Regions from separate parts of the Homo sapiens genome. Here region 1 is linked to region 2. A link is an interaction called in ENCODE POLR2A ChIA-PET data of the cell type or tissue named here. Cell type or tissue: K562. All regions are shown on one strand. Each heading gives the region's core, and the rest is flanking DNA. Links, peaks and the distances in the headings are about the cores only. Region 1 overlaps POLL (DNA polymerase lambda). Region 2 overlaps ARMH3 (armadillo like helical domain containing 3).

Region 1 (7,456 bases), core at 1,613-5,612, 480 kb before region 2:
CACCAACTTATGATCTCACAGTGCTGTAGGTCAGCAGTCTGAGCAGGCTCAGCCCAGTTCTCTGCTTAGGGTCCCACAAGGCTGAAATCCAGGTGTTGCCAGCCTGGGCTCTTCGCTGGTGGCTCTGGGAAAGGCTGCATCCACACACATTCTTGTTGCTGGTGGAATTCAGTTCCTTGTGGCTGTAGGACTGTTTCCCTGCTGGCTGTCAGCCAGGGCTGCTTTTCAAGGATGCTCTCTGGCCTTTCTCCTGCTTCAAATCTCTCTGACTGCCCTTCTGCTACCAGCCAGAGAAAGCTCTTTGCTTTTAAAGAGTTCATGTGATTAGACTAGGTCCTTTTGCCGTATAATGTGACATGACCACATGAGTGACACCTCATCACAGTCATACCCACACTCAAACGGGAGATAATCCAAAGGCAAAGATAACTGGGGGTGATCCTTTGAATCCTGCCCAGCACACTTAGCTTCTGGGGTGGGGTGGAAGCATGCCTTACTCCTAGGTCCAGCCCTCCTGACCTCTGAGAGACCTTGAACCAGGGCATATCCCATCTCTGGGCCTCAGTTTCCTCTTTTATAAATGGGGTAAGGGGGCTGGATGGCATCTAAAATTCCTCCCAGGTCCCAAATACTAACTGTGACACAGGGGATGGGGAATTCAGATCCCTTGACTGGGGGGCCCCACTGACCATGGAAGAGCAGGACTGTGTTGCCCTCCAGCAGCACCCCCATCCCAACCTCCCACAGGGCCTTGCTAGGGACAGCAGGATCGGTGACAGCCACACAGCACAGCAAAGGTGCCCAGCATAAGGCGGCCAGCTCCCCCGCTGAGCTGAGCTGTGGGCAAGTGGAGAGGCTGCTTCTGTAGCCAGAGACCACAGTGCCTGTGAGGCCCCATAGACCATGATGGGTCTATTATGGAGCCTGCACAGGGCAAGGTGGGCTGGATGTACTTGGGAGTGGGGTGGGGCAAAGTCCATGTTGGGTGGGCAACAACCCTCCTACCTCTCCACTCAAGCTGGTTTCCAGGCTCCTCTCCCAGATCCATCTCATCAGTCCTGATCTCAGCTTCTGCATCTCCAAAAGGGCCTTCTCAGGCTCCTCCTGCCCCTCCCACCTGGCCCTAGCTGGACAAGGGGCATTGACTTCAGCATCCTAGGCCCTCTGAGAGTCCCAATCATCCAGCCCCACCTGCTTCACTCCTCATCTTTCTCCCAGGCCCCTCCTACCCTCCCCAGGTGCCACTTTCAGTTCTGCCTACAAGCTGCCCTTCAGGGGTCCCCATTCCCCCAGGCTCCCACCAAGGCCCAGCAGAGGGGGCTGGAAGGAGCCCCTCCCCAACTCCATCCAAGCGCGGGAGCTGGGTAAGAGGCGGGGAAATGAATATTAATTTATCATGATTAGGCAAATCCGGCAGGGAGAGCCGATTCCGGCGGAGGAGGCTAAAAAGATGAATTTCAGCAATAAAATTAAATAAGGACGGACGGGCAGCCCCTCCTCCCTCCCGCTTTGCTGATCTCTCTCTTTCTTACAATTTATGAGGCCAATTATGAAGATGAGGTTGGAAGTTCCTGGAACTTCACTAAATGCAAACGGCGGTCCCTGCTGTTCCCATCAAATTAATTAACCGCGCGCTATTGATGGCCGCTCAAGGCTGACGCAGGCGGCCCACCCTGCGGCCTCCTCCATGGACACGAGGACACAGGGTCCGGGGGCCCAGCCAGGACTCCACCTGCAGTAGGGACTCCAGCACCACTGGGGACTTCCAGGGACCCCCCACCTCCTTCTACCCAAGGCCTTGCCTGAGCCCTTAACAACGCAGGGCCTCCACCAAGACCTAAACAGACAGGGCCACACGGTCACATGCCCAGGGTTGAGCACACACACACTCAGATACAAAATCATGAACATACAGCACAGACGCAGGGGCCGGGAATGTGCATTAGGCACACACATGCCCCTGCAGTGGAACATGAACACACATATGCAGGGGCACTACACACACAACAACAACCACCCAGCTGAGGGAACCGGAGCAAAGGATGGGGGAGGTGCGCTGTGTCTGGGGCTCTGGGCCTGCTCCATCAGGGCCAGGCTGAGTCCAGCAGGGCAAAGGTGCCACCATTGCTAAGAGGCTCCACTCAAGCAACGGCCAGTAGCCTGCCTTCCCTGGGGTCCGTACTGCCCTCCAGGGGCAACCTCGGGCCCCTACCCATGGCCCCTCAGCCCCTGGGGCCTTGCTTCATCTCCAGGCCTGGGGCCTTCTTCAGGGATGTTCCCTGCAGTGTGGGGACCAGGTCTTGCCGAACAGAGCCTCAGGCCAGTTTGGGACTTCATCCCTGAGGACTCCCCAGTTCCAGAGCTCAGAAGCAGTACTCCCCAGTGGCTCAAGAGTTCTGGAAAACTAAGGGCAGAGCAGACATAAGGCCAAAGGCACCTGCGGCTGAGCCCATCAAGGCCTGCAAGCCTGGTAGCAGCAGGTGCCCCAACAGCAGTAACTTGCATGGGAGGCCACTCCCTCAGATAACAGGGGAGGGCCTGGAAAGGGGCGCCCCTGTTTGGGGAGCCCAAGTCTTCTCCAAGCCACAGTCCTCCATCCTGGCAAGAGGCATCCCATTCCATTTAAAGGGAGAGTAATTCCATGATTCTCCTGGAGAAGCAAGACAATGGGCCTGGGTTTGCCTTTCCCAGCCATTGGAACTGTAGGATGGGACACAGCTAGACTTGCCTACCTTGTCATGCCCACTCCAGGTGATGCCTGGGAAGCCCCTGTCCCATGCCCACACCTGCCCTGTGAGCAGCTGGAACCCAGGAGGAAAGGCCAGGGCCTGTCTCGCTCCCCTTTCCCGGTGCCCACGTCTGCCTTGTGAGCAGCTGGAACCCAGGAGGAAAGGCCGGGGCCTGTCTTGCTCCCCTTTTAGTGTAGGTCTAAGGTCAAGACTGAGGTCCCCACCCCAGGCCCTGGGAAAAGATGAAGCTCCAAGCTCAGTAGGGGTGGGGCAGAGCAGCCCAGCGGGGACTTGCATCTTGCACAGTGTCAAGAAGAAACTGAAATTAGGGAGGCTCAGACTGAACATGTGGCAGCCCTGGGCTCATGTGAGGCTCCCCCTTCCCCACACACTTCAGAGGATGCCCTCTACCTCACAGCAGGGCCTGCTCACACTTGCTGTCCCTCTGCCTTTGTACAGGGAGAGCCCAACACGCACTCGGTCTATTGGGTTTCTGCAGTCACATTAACAAATTACACCAACTTACTGGCTTAAACACCACAGTCATTATCTCACAGTTCCACCAGCTCAAAATCCAACAGGGCTCCCTGAGATAAGGCCAGACATCAGCAGAGCTGCCATCCTTCTGGAGGCTCTAGAGTAGAAGCTGTTCCTTGGCTTCTCTGACTCTTAGAGGCTGCTCACACTTGGCTGGAGACCTTTCCCCATCTTCAAAGCCAGAAACTTCGCATCTCTCTGACCTTTCCTCGTCAAGTCTCTCTTTGATTGTAGATTGTAGCTTTTTTTTTTTTTTTTTTTTTTTTTGAGACAGGGTCTCACTCTGTTACAACTCAGGCTGGAGTGCAGTGGTGTAATCTCAGCTCATTGGAACCTCTGCACCTCTGCCTCCCAGGCTCAGGTGATCCTCCCACTTCAGCCTCCCAAGTAGCTGGGATTATAGGCACCACTAGGTCTGGCCATGCCTAGCTAACTTTTGAATTTTTTTTTTTTTTTTTTTGGTAGAGATGGGGTTTTGCCATGTTGACCAGGCTGGTCTCAAACTCCCAGGCTCAAGCAATCAACCCGCCTTGGCCTCGCAAAGTGTTGGGATTACAGGCGTCAGCCACCACACCCGGCCCTGACTGTAGCTCTTAAGAACTCATGTTTACACTGGGCCCACAGGATTACTCAGCATAATCACCTCATCTCAAAATGCTTAAGCTTCATCACAACTGCAAAGTCCCTCTAGCCAACTAAGGTGACATATTCACAGGTTCCAGGGATTAAGACATGGACATCTTCAGTGGACCATTATTCTGCCTGCCACACGTGGCCTGTCCAAGGACAACCCTGGCTCAGGGACAGAGTGATGAAGAACTGGGCTGGAGCAGGGAGCAGGCTTGTGGGGTCTCTCTGCCTACTCCAGGCCAGGTGGTGACTGGGTGGTAGGTGTGCGGGGTGCTCAGCTGCTGGACAGGACCCCAGTTACCACCAGGGCCCTGAAATGGAGTCTCTCTCCATTCAGGATGAATGGGAGACTGGGCTGAAAGCCTGTTCGAGAACCTGGTTCAGCGCTAAAGTGCCTGGGAACCCCCAATATTCATATTCCTTGCTTACTTGGACTCAGAGAACCTCATTTCACCTCATTTTACCTCCAAACTGGGCAGCCTTTCTCAAGACTCAGAAATCCCTCCATTAGCTCCTCTGCCTCAGTGGCTCTTCTCCTGGGCTTCTGTGTCAGACTGGGCAGCTGAAGGGACACCCAGATGGGTCACTGGAGGTGGGGCATGCTCCCTCTTTATCCCACGACTTTGTGTTGCCCTGGCCAGGAGGTGGGACCAAGAGTCTGCATGGTTTCAAGGCAGTCTCTGAATTCTGAGTCTCCTGGGGGAAGGAGTTAAGGCAGATGGGGAGGGATGTCAAGAATGGAGGTCAGACCCTGATTTCAGACAAAGAAGTAAGCGGCATCCCTCCCTGCAGTTCTGGGACCTCCCTGTGTGTAGGAAAACTTGGGCGAGCTACTCTATGGCCTGCTGCACACTGGTTCCCTCCACCCCCAGCCCTGGAGGTCCTGTTCCTTGGGCCTGGAGCAGGCTGCGGCAAAAGGAGAGAAGCAACTTCCACATTTGGACCCAGACACGCATCTTTGGACTTCTGCTGACTCCAACTCTTGCTGGGGACAGCAGCAGGCACTGAGGGACCAGTCCAGAGTGGGACCAAAAGCAAGCCTTCACACCCGGGGGCCCAGGCTTTCCCCAGCCCCTCTCCTATCTACCCAGGCCCCCACTGTGGCTCTTGGCAGCCATGTGTCCCTGGCAGTAGACACTCTCAGGGGAGAGGCTCGCCCCTCTAGAAGGCTTCTGGGCTTTTGATTGGCCATCTCTTGGGTTGGTGCTGAGCTGCGAAAGGGCCCTCCAGGTCCTGTGGGCTTCTGATTCCTTTCCCAACATGATCAGTGCTGGGAAGACCCCCTGACTTACACTTCAGGGGTATGAGCTTGAGTTGGGGGGCCTACTCCCAGGCTGCTAGGATCCCATGATCGAGACCAGGCAGACAAAGGCTGGCTCCGGGACTCTGCAAGTTACCAACAGAAATGTAGCCCACCCAGCACACTCAAGGTGGGATCCCCCTGTGGAGCCAAAGCTGCCCTCACGCGTCACCACCCAACTCCCAGCATGGGGCCTCTCCAGGCTCCTCCTCCAATACAGTCTCCTTCTGACTCTGTGCCCACTCCTCCTCATACTTGGGCTGCCTGAAGCTCCTTCCATGACCCCACTCCCCCACCAAGTCTCCCTGCCCTGTGAAACAGCCTCAGGAAGACATCCCGCACTCCCCAGCGGGACCTGCTCCTGTCTGCTCTATCAAACCAAGCTCTGCTTCCAGTCCTCTGCCAGCCCAGCCTGCTCCTGACTCCCAGCACACAGTGTCCTCTCTAAAGCTGTTCCTTAATTGTCCCCAAACAGAGCCTGCTGACTCCTCTCAGAGGCAATTTCCCTGCCAGTCTGCCTCTCTCCTCCTCCGGGAAGCCTTCCCTGGCCGCCCATCCCTGTGTACACGGTCACCATTTAGTTGTTCCTAATGGTTTCCTGAGTCTTGTCACTTTTGCTCATGTCCCCTGATAGCCTGGTCTAAGGTAGGGCCTGCAGAAGATGCTGATGACTAGATAGGAGCTCTGGGTGCCTGGCTCCAACATTCTCCCTGGTCACAGCCACTGCTGTCCTTGCTGTGAGTTTAGGAGCTGACTCAGGCCAGTCCTGTCTGGAGGGCAGTTAACACAGCCTTTCTGGGCTCCTCTTTTCAGTTCCCATCTCTGTCGTCCCTGCCTGGGTGGAACAAGGTAGCCAGAGGCTGCAGCAGCTCAGACACCAGGCAGGTTCAATGTCAAATGCACTTTACTGGGCCCCTGGGCCTCCCAACACTGTCCTCACCAAGGCTGGGGCACCCCATTCCCAGCACCACCAGCTGCCCAGGAAGCAGGACGGATAGAGGGAACACATGTGGAATGGCTGTTCTCCTACCCCAGAGGGTGCCGGATGATGTTGACAGCACGGCTGCTTCCCTCTCCCCTGCAGCTTCTGTCCCCACCCAGCAGCTTGGCCTTTCCCATAGCAGGGAAGGGGGATACCTGGGGCTTCAAACCAGCCACCTGCTCCTGCTTAAAATGGGGCAAGGGGCCATTTGCAAAATTCTTCGAGGGGCAGTGGTGAGGTAGAAGGGGTGGCAGCCTGCTCCTGTCTGGGAGAGGGCTGGGCAGACACTGGGAGCCGGGCAGACACTGGGAGCCGGGCTGGCTCTTGCTTCAGGCCCAGAGCCCTGGGCCCTGCTCGCTGAGGAAGCTGGTGGTTGGAGCGGCGAGGTTCAGCCAGCTGAGGCTGGAGGGAGTACTGGGTGGCCAGGAGGGGTAGCCAGTCCAACTCGGCTCTCCTCAGCACCCCCAGCCATGGGTCACCAGTCCCGCTCAGCAGGTTCTCGGTAGGGGAGGCCTAAGAGCCTGAAGACATCCTTCTCAGTGGGAGTGGGCAGCACTCGGCCAGGCCCCACCTTGCAGCCATGGGTGTTCCGGACCACAGCAGTGCTGAGGGCATGTTCTGACAGACTCATGCCCTTGGTTTTGGCCAGGGCTCGCATGGAGCGGTTGAAGTGTGCAGAGCCGGTGAAGTAGAGCAGGGCACAGGCAAACTCGCTATAGGGCACCACGATGATGTCCAGGCGCCGGTGCCGCCGCCCTGGCCCTGGGAGCCGGCACACCCCCAAGTACTTCTGTTGCTGACCATTCTCCTCTTGGCTCACCAAGTCATCTGTGAGGAACCCTGGCCCAACAGAGGGGACTGCTGGGAGGGCAGGGAACCAGGCCTGGGCTGTCCCATCCTCCCAGGTCTCTCCTGATGTCTAAGCTGGGGCTTGCCCAGGTATTAGCTGGGTGACACTACCCTCTCTGGGCCCTTCTCCTTTTCTGTAAAACATGGATAGTAATTCCCATCTCCCCCATAGTGTCACAGAAAGATCAGATGAGATACTTGGCCTGCAGGGTTCACTGAGCACCTCCACATAGGTGTGGCGGGGCTGTTCCATCTCTCCCTGGAGAGGATTCCGGCCCCGATAGAGAGATGGGATGCTGGCAAAGCACTGTTCCCCTGCTTCCTGCCTCAGGACTGGAACTTCTGAGGTTCTCCCTCTGAGGGGGCCCCCAGACCTGTGCTGCCCTCTGTCAACCTGCTCACCCAGAGATGGAGCTTATACCTTCCTGC
Region 2 (7,149 bases), core at 3,150-7,149:
GCTCACGGCAACCTCCGCATCCCAGGCTCAAGTGATCCTTCCACCTCAGCCTCCCAAGTAGCTGGGACTACAGGCACACACCACCACACCTGGCTAATTTTTGCATTTTTTTGTAGAAACGAGATTTCGCCATGTTGCCCAGGCTGGTCTCAAAACTCCTGAGCTCAAGTGATCTGCCCACTTGGCCTCCCAAAGTGCTGGGATTACAGGCATAAGCCACAGTGCCTAGCTTGGGTCTACATTTTTAACAATCACTCCAGATCAGTGATTCTCAACTGGTGCAATTTTGCCTCCCAGGGGACATTTGTCAATGTCTGGAGACATTTTTGATTGTCACAACTGGGAGAGGAGGTACTACTGGCACCTACTAGGTAGAGGCCAGGGATGCTGTTAAACATCATACAATACTCGAGGCAGCCTCCCACAACAAAGAATTATCCAGCCCAACATGTCAATATCAAAGAGGTTAAAAAGCCCTGCCCCAAGTAATTCTGATGACCATTAAAGTTTGAGAAGTACTCATCCCAGCCTTAAACCAGACTTGGAAAAGGAAGGAGTATCTAGACAGATGATACTGAGAGAATAAATGAAACCTCTGCAGTCTCTAAAAAGGGCGTTGAAGCAACACTCACCTTATCACATATCATTCTCCCCACATTAAATCACACTTCCTTTGGGACTGTAGCCCATTTCCCCATATGTGAAAGAAGATCACTACAAGACACACTGACTATAGTATCCACAATACTTAGTGATGGAGATGAAAATCTTATGTAGCTATCTGTCCAAGAGTTGTGGCTAAGTCAAAGAAAATATTACCATTATCTGACCATGAGCCATTCACCCAATATACAAAGGAGGCAACACGTTTTTGTTTTGTTTCATTTTGAGACAGTGTCTCACTGTGTCGCCCAGGCTGGAGTGCAATGGCACGATTTCAGTTCACTGCAACCTCCGCTTCCTGGGTTCCAGCAATTCTCCTGCCTCAGCCTCCCAAGTAGCTGGGACTACAGGCGCATGCCACCACACCCAGCTAATTTTAGTATTTTTTTGTAGAGTCAGGGCTTCACCAAGTTGGCCAGGCTGGTCTCGAACTCATCTTAAGTTATCCGCCTGCCTCAGCCTCCCAAAGTGCTGAGATTACAGGCATGAGCCACCGCACCCAGCTGAGACAACATGTTTATATCAAGCCAGCAATAGTCCCCTACCCTGACTTTCCAGTAAGTCTCCTGTCCTGATCTCCTAAAAATTCCCTAGTTTCTCTAGATACAGGGTTTTTTAAAAAACCTTTACGCAAAAGTTACCTGCTCCCTAAGCCTCTCTGCAGGACCTAACATACTACCTGGAGGTAAACATTAGCACTATAAGAACTTAAGGAGAATGCAGTTTTTCTATCTCCAAGCCCCAGCCCTTCAAGCTATCTCCTAATATGCCTCTCACTTTCTTTTTTTTTTTCCTTTGTGAAGAATGTGGGCATCATTCTTTCTTCTTTTCTAAAAGCCCCAGGTATTTAGCTCACTTGCTAGATCACATCCTACTGTTCCACATGGTTCCTTAGCACAGCTTCTTTCAGTAGCATGGGACAGGTTCCCCCACTTCCATCCAAAAGACTGGCTCTAAGACAAGCAAATAACCCCTTTCTATTTTAATGAATTTCTACTGCTAGTTCACTCCAAGGATTCTATAGATCCAAAATGAAAATAGGGCTGGCACGGTGGCTCACGCCTGTAATCCCAGTACTTTGGGAGGCTGAGGCGGGCGGATCACTTGAGGTCAGGAGTTCCAGACCAGCCTGGCCAACATGCAGAAACCCCGTCTCTACTAAAAATACAAAAATTAGCCACGCATCGTGGCAAGTGCCTGTAATCCCAGCTACTCAGGAGGCTGAGGCAGGAGAATTGCTTGAACCCAGGAGGCGGAGGTTGCAGTGAGCCAAGATCGCGCCACTGCACTCCAGCCTGGGGGATAGAGCGAGACTCTGTTTCCAAAAAAAAAGAAAGAAAGAAAATAGAGTAGGGCCTGCAACTTTTTTTTTTTTTTTTTGAGATAGGGTCTCAAGGCTGAAGTGCAGTGGCACAATCATGGCTCACTGCAGCCTCAGGGATCCTCTGACCTCAGCCTCCTGGGTAGCTGGGACTACAGGCACATGCCACCAGGCCTGGCTAACTTTTCATATTTTTTGTAGAGATTGAGTTTCACCATGTTGCCCAGGTTGGTCTCAAACTCCTGGGCTCAAGCAATCCTCCCACCTAGGCCCCCCAAAGTGCTAGAATTACAGGCATGAGCCACTGCACCCGGCCCCAACCTATTTTTACAATGAGGATATTACTTTGCCCAAAGTAACACAACTAGTAAGTGATAAAGCCATTAAATCTTTCTCTCTGGTAGCGCTTCTCCCTATCAGAATGTCCTGTTAGTGCAAAACATCAGGAGCTAACTAGACCATTAAAAACCAGATTCACTGTAATCCCAGCTACTCGGGAGTCTGAGGCACGAGAATCGCTTGAACCCGGGAGGCGGTGGTTGCAACGAGCTGAGATCGCGCCACTGTACTCCAGCCTGGGCGATAGAGCCAGACTCAGTCTCAAAAAATAAAAAAAATAGAGCCAGGCGCTGTGGCTCATGCCTGTAATCCCAACACTTTGGGAGGCCGAGGAGGGCAGATCACAAGGTCAGGAGATTGAGACCATCCTGGCTAACACGGTGAAACCCCGTCTCTACTAAAAATACAAAAAAACAAAAATTAGCCAGGCGTGGTGGTGGGCACCTGTAGTCCCAGCTACTCGGGAGGCTGAGGCAAGAGAATGGCTGAACCCGAGAGGTGGAGCTTGCAGTAAGCCGAGATCGCGCCACTGCACTCCAGCCCCAGCCTGGGCAACAGAGCAAGACTCTGTCTCAAATAAATAAATAAATACATACATACATAAATAAATAAAAAGATTCAGTTAAAGTTACACTTCTATAGAAACTCCAAACTGACATCCATAATATCAACACTCCCATTTTATCCAAGAAAAGTCACCAAATGTGGTGGCTCAAGTCGGTAATCCCAACACTCTTGGAGGCCGAGGCAGGTGGATCACTTGAGGTCGGGAGTTCGAAACCAGCCTGGCCAACATGGTAAAACCCCATCTCTACTAAATATACAAAAATTAGTCAGCGTGGTGGCACATGCCTGTAGTCCCAGCCACTTGGGATGCTGAGGCACGAGAATTGCTTGAACCTGGGAGGTAGAGGTTGCGCTGAGCTGAGATCACGCCACTGCACTCCAGCCTGGGTGACAGAACAAGACTCCATCTCAGAAAAAAAAAAAAAAAAAGGCCAGGCATGGTGGCTCACGCCTGTAATCTCAGCACTTTGGGAGGCCGAGGCAGATCACTTAAGAGTAAGAATTCAAGGCTGTCCTGGCCAACATGGTGAAACCCTGCCTCTACTAAAAATATAAAAATTAGCTGGGCATGGTGGCAAGCACCTGTAATCCCAGCTATTCAAGAGGCTGAGGCAGGAGAATCACTTGAACCCGGGAGAGGGAGGTTGCAGTGAGCAAAGATTGTGCCACTTGTACTCCACCCTGCTGGGCGACAGAGCAAGACTCTGTCTCAAAAAAAAAAAAAAAAAGAAAGAAAGAAAAGTCAAGTGGGCGCAGTGGCTCATGCCTGTAATATCAGCACTTTGGGAGGCCAAGGCCGGCGGATCATCTGAGGTCAAGAGTTCGAGACCAGCCTGGCCAACACTGTGAAACACCATCTCTACTAAAAATACAAAAAGTAGCTGGGTGTGGTGGAGGGGGTCTGTAATCCCAGCTACTCAGGAGGCTGAGGCAGGAGAATCACTTGAACCCAAGAGGCGGAAGTTGCAGTGAGCCAAGACTGGGCCACTGCACTACAGCCTGGGCAACAGAGGGAGACTCCATTTCGGAAAAAAAAAAAAAAGAAAAAGAAAAAGAAAGAAGTCAGTCAACTCAGGACATCACCTGACAAGCATCATCTCTATTTTCTAGAAGCTAGGACAGAACCAGACTGATTAAGGAAGCACACAAACCACTACAAGGCAGGGTCCATAGCTTGTGTGCTCTAGACAATGCTCCCCTCAGAATGGGTGTTCAGCCTATACCTGAAAATGGAAGTAACTCAGAGACTTTCCCAAGACTAAGAAGCAAATGGCAAAACCAGGACTATTCCCAGGTATCAGCCAGTCTGTACCTACTACAGGTCAACTAGCTTCACAAAAGACAATTTAATCTGGTCCCATCAGCATCTACTCAGTTTGCCTAATGTTACAAATGATCAATGAAGATGAGCTCTCGTTCATTTAAATAAACATGACCACCTTTGGTTCCCTTTCAAATTATCCTACACAAGAAGGAAGGCATTCCTCCTTCCGAAGGGGGAACCAGCTCCAAATTGACAGTATTTCAGGAAATTCTGATTAGAAACCACATTTTCTGACACATCCCAGAATGAAAATTCATGGTAAGATCTTCTCAATGAGCAGGAGATTCCTGTAAATTAATACTTTCTCCTGCTCCAGCCCTGAACTTATTCAAACGGCACACTGTCACTCATATCTTCTCATTTCTTCCCCTGCTCAATTATACAAGCCTCATGAACACCACCTAAATATAAAATGAAAATTATAAGATAAAGTCCCATAATCATCTTCTTCCCCCACTCCCCCGCCCCACCGAAAGACAGTCTCCCTCTGTTGCCCAAGCTGGAATGCAGTGGCACAATCACAGCTCACTGCAGCCTCAACCTCCTGGGCTTACACGACCCTCCCACCTCAGCCTCCTTAGTAGCTGGCACTACAGGCTCACACTGCCACACCCGGCTCATTTTTGTATTTTTTGTAGAGACAGGGTTTTGCTATCTTGCCCAGGCTAATCTTGAACTCTTGAGCTCAAGCAATCCACCAGCCTCGGCCTCCCAAAGTGCTGGGATTACAGGCATGAGACACCTTGCCTGACCCCATAATCTTCATAAAGGAAGCCCAAAAGGTACCTGCAATCTTGCAAAGTAAACTGATTTCCTGCTACTTGAATAACACTTATTAAGACCTTATAAATTACATAAGCATAGTGTAAGACAGAAAGGGACCAAAAAATTACTAAATTACAGTCCCTGCCTTGAGAAGCTCACTATTAAGTGGAGGAAGTGCATAATCTGCTACTTCCTTATAGACAAATAAAATAAACATTTTTTTTTCCCCAAGACTTTTTTCATATATGCCCTCACTCAAAGCTGGTGCCAATACATTAAGCTCACCAGGTCTCTCACTTCCAGCTGCCTACTAAGGTCTCCATCGGTACATCCTACAAGCAACCTGAGCTCGGCATACCAAACCATATCCCCTATGCCTCTTTCCATACCCTAACCTTTGGAAACCTGCTCTACTTTTTCTAATCCATATCCTGTCAATGAAATCCCCATACATCCACTCTCTCAAATTAGAAATCCTAGCCCACTCTCTTCCTAAGAAGTTGAATCAATCTCAGAAGTACAGTATTTCCAAAATCCCCTCCTCTTCATTCCCACAGCTACACTTTCTTCAGACTCTCAGTCAATTGCAACAACTCTAATTAGTCTCACTGCCTCATTCTTCATTACTTTAATCTGCATTTCTGTCACTCCCTAACTTAAAAAAAACTCCTCAGAAGCTAAAAAAAAAAAAAAAAAAAAAAAAAGAGAAAAAAATTCCAATGACTCCCCACTTTCTTTTCAGTCTCACCTCCTAGCAGTTTCCCCACCACACATCCTGTTTGGGACAAATTTCTGAGATTTAAAATAATTTTTTTTCCTCTCACATCCTCACCAAGCCTTTGCAAGTACTGTTCTCTCCAAATGAAATGCCTTTTCTTTTTCAGAGATGGGGTCTCGCCATGTTGAGCCAGCTCGTCTCAAACTCCTGGGCTCAGGCAATCTACCTGCCTAGGCCTCCCAAAGTGCTAGGATTACAGGTATAAGCCACCAGGCCGAGTAAAAATGCCTTTTCTTACTTGTGCAATCTCCTACTCATCCTTCAACACCCAACTCAAGTATCTCCCCCCTGCAAAGATTTCCCTGACTCTCCCAAGCAATGGCAGTATTCCCATTACACTGTATAAATTTTTTTTTTTTTTTTTGAGAGGGAGTCTCGCTCTGTCGCCCAGGCTGGAGTGCAGTGGCACCATCCCGGCTCACTGCAAGCTCCGCCTCCTGGGTTCATGCCATTCTCCTGCCTCAGCCTCCTAGTAGCTGGCACTACAGGCGCCCGCCACCACACCCGGCTAATTTTTTGTATTTTTAGTAGAGACGGGGTTTCACCATGTTAGCCAGGATGGTCTTGATCTCCTGACCTTGTGATCCGCCGGCCTCCGCCTCCCAAAGTTACATAGTAAGTGCTCAATAAATGTGTTGAATAAACAGTTCACCCTTATATATCCTGGATCAATTTTTGGCCATTTTCCCCAAATGTTACAGATTCCTAAACTGTGCTCAGTGTGAGATTCCAAATTTCATAATGACTGCTTTGAGGTTTTCACCTTGTTTTAATTATCCAAATGTTGAACAAGTCGGCTGGGGGCAGTGACTCACTCCTGTAATCCCAGCACTTTGGGAGGCTGAGACGGGTGGATCACGAGGTCAGGAGTTGGAGACCAGCCTGGCCAATATGGTGAAACTCCGTCATTACTAAAAACACAAAAATTAGCCAGGCATGGTGGTGCGCGCCTGTAGTCACAGCTACTCAGAAGGCTAAGGCAGAAGAATCGCTGGAACCCGAGAGACGGAGGTTGCAGTGAGCCAAGATCATGCCACTGCACTCCAGCCTGGGCGACAGAGCGAGACTCCGTCTCAAAAAAAAAAAAAAAAAGTTGAACAATAAATTGTAATACCTAAAAGTCCAATGAAAACACCTTAAAGGCTTCTCTAGTCACTGAAATGGGTATTCCCCCTTTACAGTCGTAACAAGAGGGATCCCTCTTTCCCTTGACTGTGATCTGATATCCTGAAAGTCTTCACACAGAAGCTATTGTGCACACAAATCCAACTTAAGGTACACCCAAAATAATTCCAATCCTGCTAAGTTACGGGCAGGGACACAAATCATATTTACCCTAGTTTACAAAGCAACTAAAGGATAGCAAAGAAAAAGCTCTCACTAAGCTCAAAA

What was found. ChIA-PET counts read pairs that join two places held together with the same protein. Peaks named below come from ENCODE experiments on the same cell type or tissue, not always from the same donor. Only the 100,000 strongest peaks of a DNase experiment are listed, where the experiment ranks them.
Region 1: POLR2A ChIA-PET joins it to region 2 with 5 read pairs; 3 of 35 experiments call an interaction of 5 or more read pairs at or near these places.

Annotation. Positions count from the first base shown.
Region 1 is chr10:101,572,800-101,580,255 of GRCh38, forward strand. POLL (DNA polymerase lambda) reads right to left here. Exons shown (of 9, transcript NM_001174084.2): 8 at 7,449-7,456; 9 at 6,083-7,018. The coding sequence ends at 6,654. Among named protein-coding and RNA genes, the nearest start is that of POLL, 12 kb to the right of the region's middle. In K562, for the core only: no CTCF peak of the experiment used is centred there; DNase peaks (open chromatin) are centred at 3,302 and 3,895.
Region 2 is chr10:102,047,557-102,054,705 of GRCh38, forward strand. All of the region lies in intron 1 of ARMH3 (armadillo like helical domain containing 3), which reads right to left. Among named protein-coding and RNA genes, the nearest start is that of ARMH3, 5.0 kb to the right of the region's middle. In K562, for the core only: no CTCF peak of the experiment used is centred there; no DNase peak of the experiment used is centred there; H3K4me3 peaks cover 196 bases.